2 separate regions of the Homo sapiens genome follow, and region 1 is linked to region 2. Evidence: chromatin loops called from intact Hi-C (ENCODE). Cell type or tissue: ovary. All regions are shown on one strand. Links, peaks and the distances in the headings refer to the core of each region. The heading gives the core; the rest is flanking DNA.

The links. Peaks named below come from ENCODE experiments on the same cell type or tissue, not always from the same donor. Only the 100,000 strongest peaks of a DNase experiment are listed, where the experiment ranks them.
Region 1: it touches region 2 in a loop (4-fold over the local background); 4 of 110 quality-filtered maps call a loop at or near these places.

The regions. Positions count from the first base shown.
Region 1 is chr15:93,484,787-93,487,688 of GRCh38, forward strand. No RefSeq gene overlaps it. Among named protein-coding and RNA genes, the nearest start is that of LINC02207, 370 kb to the right of the region's middle. In ovary, for the core only: a CTCF peak has its summit at 1,471; a DNase peak (open chromatin) is centred at 1,225; H3K27ac peaks cover 2,458 bases.
Region 2 is chr15:93,029,371-93,032,272 of GRCh38, forward strand. No RefSeq gene overlaps it. Among named protein-coding and RNA genes, the nearest start is that of RGMA, 58 kb to the right of the region's middle. RefSeq lists an enhancer at 2,621-2,902. In ovary, for the core only: a CTCF peak has its summit at 1,469 (motif pointing right); DNase peaks (open chromatin) are centred at 1,120, 1,461 and 1,918; H3K27ac peaks cover 1,296 bases.

The DNA.
Region 1 (2,902 bases), core at 276-2,775, 460 kb after region 2:
TTGTGTAACTCACCTCACTCTACTTCATTTCTTCTATGATCATTGGCCTGTTTCTGTTATTTTCTAGAGATGCATCGAACATCTTTAAACAATAGAGCCAACATCTATCACAGCACATATTCCAGCACTCTCATGTGAAACAAGTGTGAACTGAGGACCTGAGTGCAGTGTGAGAGAAGCAAGCCTGGGACATAGCCCTTCTTACTCCTAGTTCAACACAATCCCCATGATCTTTTAACTTTCTTCCTGTTCTCAGGGTGAGATAAAGAGGAATAGAGACCTGGCTAAGCCATCTGAAACAAACAGACAAGCAACTCAGCACTACAATGGGACTTTTTGGATATATTTGGAGGCAAAGGAATATCAGTTCTTGTCAACCTTCATTTTGCAGACTGTGTGATGTAGCAGAAAAAAGCCAGAGAGATGTGGGTGGAAACCCCAGCCTTTCTATTTGGCGAAATAACTTGACCCTGGGAGAGTTCCTCCTTTTTTAGCCTACAAAATTAGTAGGAGAATAGAGTTATTATGAAAATTATACGAGAAAGAGTATGCAAAGTGCTAATCATTGAGACTGGCTTAAAGCTAGGACTCAAATAAATATGAGTTCTGCTATTTTTCCACATACCTCTTCTCACTTCTTCATTGTAAGCTTCAATTTGTCCCCAAGCCAATGGCATTCACTGTTCCCATTAGTCTCCTGCTAAAATTTTGACTCAAGGTGGTGACAGGGAGTGATGCTGTGTTTGGCCGTCCCACCTGACAATGAGAGGGACTGAATTATGGCGGGAACTCTTCGGCCAAGGGTTGCTTTCTGCTAGGTCTCTTCGGGGGATGCTTCATTCTAGAGGCCAAGAGCGCTTCAAAGAAGGACCAATAAATTGTGCTGGGGGCTGACAACCACACTGCCAAGGGCAGAGTTGCACATGGCAGGCCTTCTTCTTCCTTTAGAAGAACTCTCAACCCCTGGGGTAGAGTTTCCTGTAAGTGTGGGTGTTAAAATGGTTTGTTTTGGTGTTGTTTTTGATACATGCAACTCCTTCCAGAGGCTAAGACATGAAAAGTCCTGCCAGGAAATCATCACTGAGGAATAAATAATATCATAACCCTCTCCTGAAGCCCAACAGTTATTCTCCACACACTCATCCTCCAACACCCTGTCCCAGTTGCCAGCTCCAAACTTATAGAAGTCTCAGCAAACAGGCATGAGGCAGAAACATGTTCCAAAGCTGTCTTGGCTCAGCAGGGTCCACCCATGCTAGCTAGGATGGGGAGAATTCCAAGGTAAACAGGCTGCGTTATCACTCCAGACTTTCTTGGCAGGAACAAACCGGTTTCCAGCCCCAAAACATATTTTGTGTGGATAATGGACAACTAGTTACAGAGTAAACACATGAGGAGTTCGCAGGTGTTATGTTCCTTTGTGTTCGCCAACCAGATGTTCTTGTGTGGGACTGGCGTTTTCCGCCCCCTGGGTGTCCCATGCTGAACTGAAAGTCATTCTTTCTTCCCCCTCTCAATGACATCAAGAAGAATTCTCACAGGATATTTCCCAAAATGAGCTGTAGATTTCACTTGCAAACAAGATTAAACTGTTTCTGTCAATTTCTTTCTTTCTTTTTTCTTTTTTCCTCAATCTGGATTATTCCAAGTAGCATTAGTCAAAATAAACATGTAAATCTTGACCTTTAGAAAAGTAACTACTATAGCAGAGTTATAAAAGTTACCTTAGGGAACTCAGGCTGTGAAATTGATGCCCGTGTCCTCGTGCTCTGGGTTGGCACTGGGTGCTGTGGACGCCACCTGTGCATTGCTACAAATCAAGGCCAAAGGTGGAACATGCCAGTGCTATTTCCACCGCTCCTGGTCAAGGCATCTGGCATGCTGGGGCCATTTGAAGAGGTTTGGACAGTATGTTCTCCTTATGGCCTACTGTGCTATGGATCCATGGGTCAGTTTGGAGAAAGCTGAGTGCTTCTAGAATATCTGACAGATCGAAGTGGGGCAGTGAGGTGAATGAACTTGGGTTTAGGAAATGAAACTTCATCAAACTGTGTCTGAAGTCAATCTCATGTGTCATTAGCCTTGAAAGGTTCTACCTGGTTCTCGTTGAACAAGTCTTGGCCTGGGCCCTGAACTTGCTTGGCTGTAGCAAGGGAAGATTACACAAAACCTCTTTTGCTGTCACGCCTTATCACTCCTCGAGCAGAAAGGAGTTCCTCGTTTTTCCATGCCACCTTTCCCAACACAGGAGTAGCGCCGGGCCAGGTCTCCTCAGTCGCTGAGTCTTGGTGTCATCCAGGCTTCCTATGACACGCTCAGTGCAAGGCAACTTGAGCTGCTCAGGCAGCCTGCTGTGTAGGATCCTCTGGTCTTTCCCCAGTGATGATAAAAAGAGGTAGCCCTAAAATGTGTGAGACATTAAAGGTTGATTGTAGAAGATACACGCAGCATGGTTGGCTGCATAAGAAATTCAATGACGGCTGGGTACCGTGGCTCATGTTTGTAATCCCAGCACTTTGGGAGGCTGAGGTGGGCATATTACGAGGTCAAGAGATCGAGACCATCCTGGCCAACATGGTGAAACCCTGTCTCTACTGAAAATCCAAAAATTAGCTGGGCGTGGTGGTGTGCACCTGTATTCCCAGCTACTCGGGAGGCTGAGGTGGGAGAATCGCTTGAACCAGAGCCTCCCAAGGTGCACCAGAGGTTGCAGTGAGCCAAGTTTGCACCACTGGACTCTAGCCTGGCGACAGAGTAAAACTCCGTCTCAAAAAAAAAAAAAAAAAAAGAAAAGAAAAAGAAATTCAATGACACATGTGCTATGTGCTTCTCAAAACACTACAGTTATAAGATCTTATTTGATCCTAATTAATAATACCTTATGCTACTGTAAGTGCTTGTG
Region 2 (2,902 bases), core at 143-2,642:
GCTGTTCCCGCTGCTGCCGGTGGGCCCCTCCCCCAGGCTTGACGTCTTGGGGGTGTTCTGGTCAGTTCTGCTGGCGTGTGATGTGGTGGATGACAGTGTGCTCAGGCCACCTGGTTTTGCGCTGAGCCTCCTGCTGTCTGGCTTTGTGTGGGAACATGGACCAGTCCATGGCCTAAAGGCTTCTTACCTCGAAGATGGGCAGAACAATATCCACTTCCGGAACATCACACGTGAGCTTCCTCTTAATTTCTTTAGTGACCTAAGAAGGAATTGTTGCTAAAACACGGGCCCCGTTAACCACAGGCACTGTGGTGGCCCTCGGGGCGTTGGGGGGCTGTAAAGGGGCCTCCCGAGTCAGCGCATTGCCCCCATGTGGTCCCTCCCCATGTTCAGCTGGGTGATCACCTTGCATCTTCACCTGCAAAGGAAGGAGGCCGCTTCTTGGGTTCATGCGGTTTTTAAGTGAGAGTGTGCACAGTGGAAAAGGAAAAGGTTTGTAACCCTAAGGGCGACCTGGAAGAGACAGCATTCAAAGTCCTTGGCTGGGGAATGGGTGGAGAGGGTTGAGTCAGAGGGCAGCTGGATGGGTTGAGGCAGACTAAGGACAGAGCTTGCCCGGCCTGGAGGGCAGGCCCGGTGAGCACCGGGCCCAGCACCTCCCACTCCAGAGACTGCAAGACAAGCGAGCTGCCCTCTTGGAGCCCCATTGGCCAGGGCTTCTGGAAAGCCGCAGCTTGCTGTGCGGGGAGACTAAACCCCAGCAGGAAGGCCCAGCAGGGACTAGAACCCCCAGGAGCTCATAGTCTCATGGGGGAGACACTGCTGGAACCAGACAGTTATGGGAGAGGACGTTTTCCTTGAACCAGGTCTCCAGCCCCTCCTGTGGGCTGGTCCTGCTCCAGGAGCTGGACCCGCGCAGTGAACCAGGAGGATAAGGGCCCTGGCCCCTTGGAGTTGGTATTCTAGCTGGGGTAGGGGTTGGGGGCGGGCCCTAGAGAAGCAAACAGTAAGAGGACAAACGTCACATGAGTGCCAGGGAGAAAACAGCCAGAGGTAGAGGGACAGGGTCGTGAAAATCCTGGATCTGGGCAAACTTCAACCCCTACTCAGACGGCCAAGCCCTGGCGATGAGGATGGGCGGTCAGGAAGGCACGTGGGCCAGCGGGTGGGTGCCGGGCATGGCTGGACAGACTGGATTTGAACATTGGCTCTGTCTCTTACCAGCTGGTGTTGTGGAGCACATTCTCTATCTCCAAGCCTTAACTACAAATAGATACTGACAGCTTCTCACCAGGCTGGGCAGGGACAAGTGAGGTCCCTGAGGTGCATGTCAGGTGGGCTCGGCAGCTGTCATGATCAAAGGGTGGCACTGGGGCCTGTGCGGTGTTTGGGATCAGCTCCCACTCTCTGAAGCCTAGACTGAGGGCCCCTGAGCGAATGTGGTTCTAGAACCATCCTGCAGAGGGCAGCAGATTTCCACAAACAGCCTGCCCGGCACCCAACACCTAAACCCAACCCAGGGAAGGTTCCGGGCTCTTCCCTTGCCCGGGTGGGTCTCTCCCCCTTGGAGCCCACAACAAAGCCCCCCACACCCCAGGAGATGTGGAGCCACGTGGCTTCCGCAGGAAGGGAGACGGACGGGGAAGAGAGGGGCAGAGGCTGCAGGGAGAGGCAGCCTCACTGCCCTCCAAGAGCAGGGGACGCGAGGGGACAGGCTGCCCCGTCCCCAGCCTCCTTCATCCCTACTTCCAGCCCTTGTGCGGGGACGCACAGGGGGTCCTGCTCTGCAGTCCAGCCTCTCCTTCCTCCCACCTGGGAGGGGCAACTGTAGGGACCCTTCTGAGCCACAAGGCCCCCCTGGCATCACCGGCTGTTCTCGGTGACCTTCACCTTAATGTCCAAGCGCCCTGGTTTGGGTCTGGGGCCCTCTGTGACCTGCCCCTGCTGGCCACTCGAACCTTCTTGAGTCCCCTCACTGCAACCAGCCCCAGCTGCTCTCGGCCTCAGGTGGAGGAGGCCAGCTCCGCCTCTAGGGCATGGTCCCTTTCTTCCTCCTCCATCACCTCCATCTGCCCGCTGAGCACCTGGTGGTCTTCAAGAATCAATTCCGGCCATCTCTGGCTCTGCTGTTCCCATCTCCATGCCTGCTGGTGTCTTCCCCAGGCATCCCACAGATGCCGTCAGAGCCCCTGGCGCCCCCACCTGAACGAGGCTCCCTCGGAAAACCCAGGTTCTGTTCCTCTCTAGCTCCGCTTCCTGCCTCCACAGGTGCAGGTGAGAGGTGACAGCGTGCTGGCAGCCCTCAGAGCCCTCGCTTGCTCTCAGCACCTCCCCTGCCTGGGCTCTCACTTTGGCGGCATTTGAGGAGCCCTTCAGCACCCCCTGCACTGTGGGAGCCCCTTTCTGGGCTGGCCAAGGCTGGAGCCCACTCCCTCAGCTTGCAGGGAGGTGTGGAGGGAGAGGCGCAAGCGGGAACCTGGGCTGCGTGCGGCACTTGCAGGCCAGCTGGAGTTCCGGGTGGGCGTGGGCTTGGCGGGCCCCGCACTCGGAGCAGCCAGCCAGCTCTGCTGGCCCCGGGCAATGAGGGACTTAGCACCCAGGCCAGTGGCTGCGGAGGGTGTACTCGGTCCCCCAGCCGTGCCGGCCCACCGGCGCTGCGCTCGATTTCTCGCCGGGCCTTAGCTGCCTTCCCGTGGGGCAAGGCTCGGGACCTGCAGCCCACCATGCCTGAGCCTCCCACCCACTCCATGGGCTCCTGTGCGGCCCGAGCCTCCCCGACGAGCACCACCCTCTGCTCCACGACGCCCAGTCCCACTGACCACCCGAGGGCTGAGGAATGCGAGCGCACCGCGCGGGACTGGCAGGCAGCTCCACCTGCAGCCCCGGTGCGGGATCCACTAGG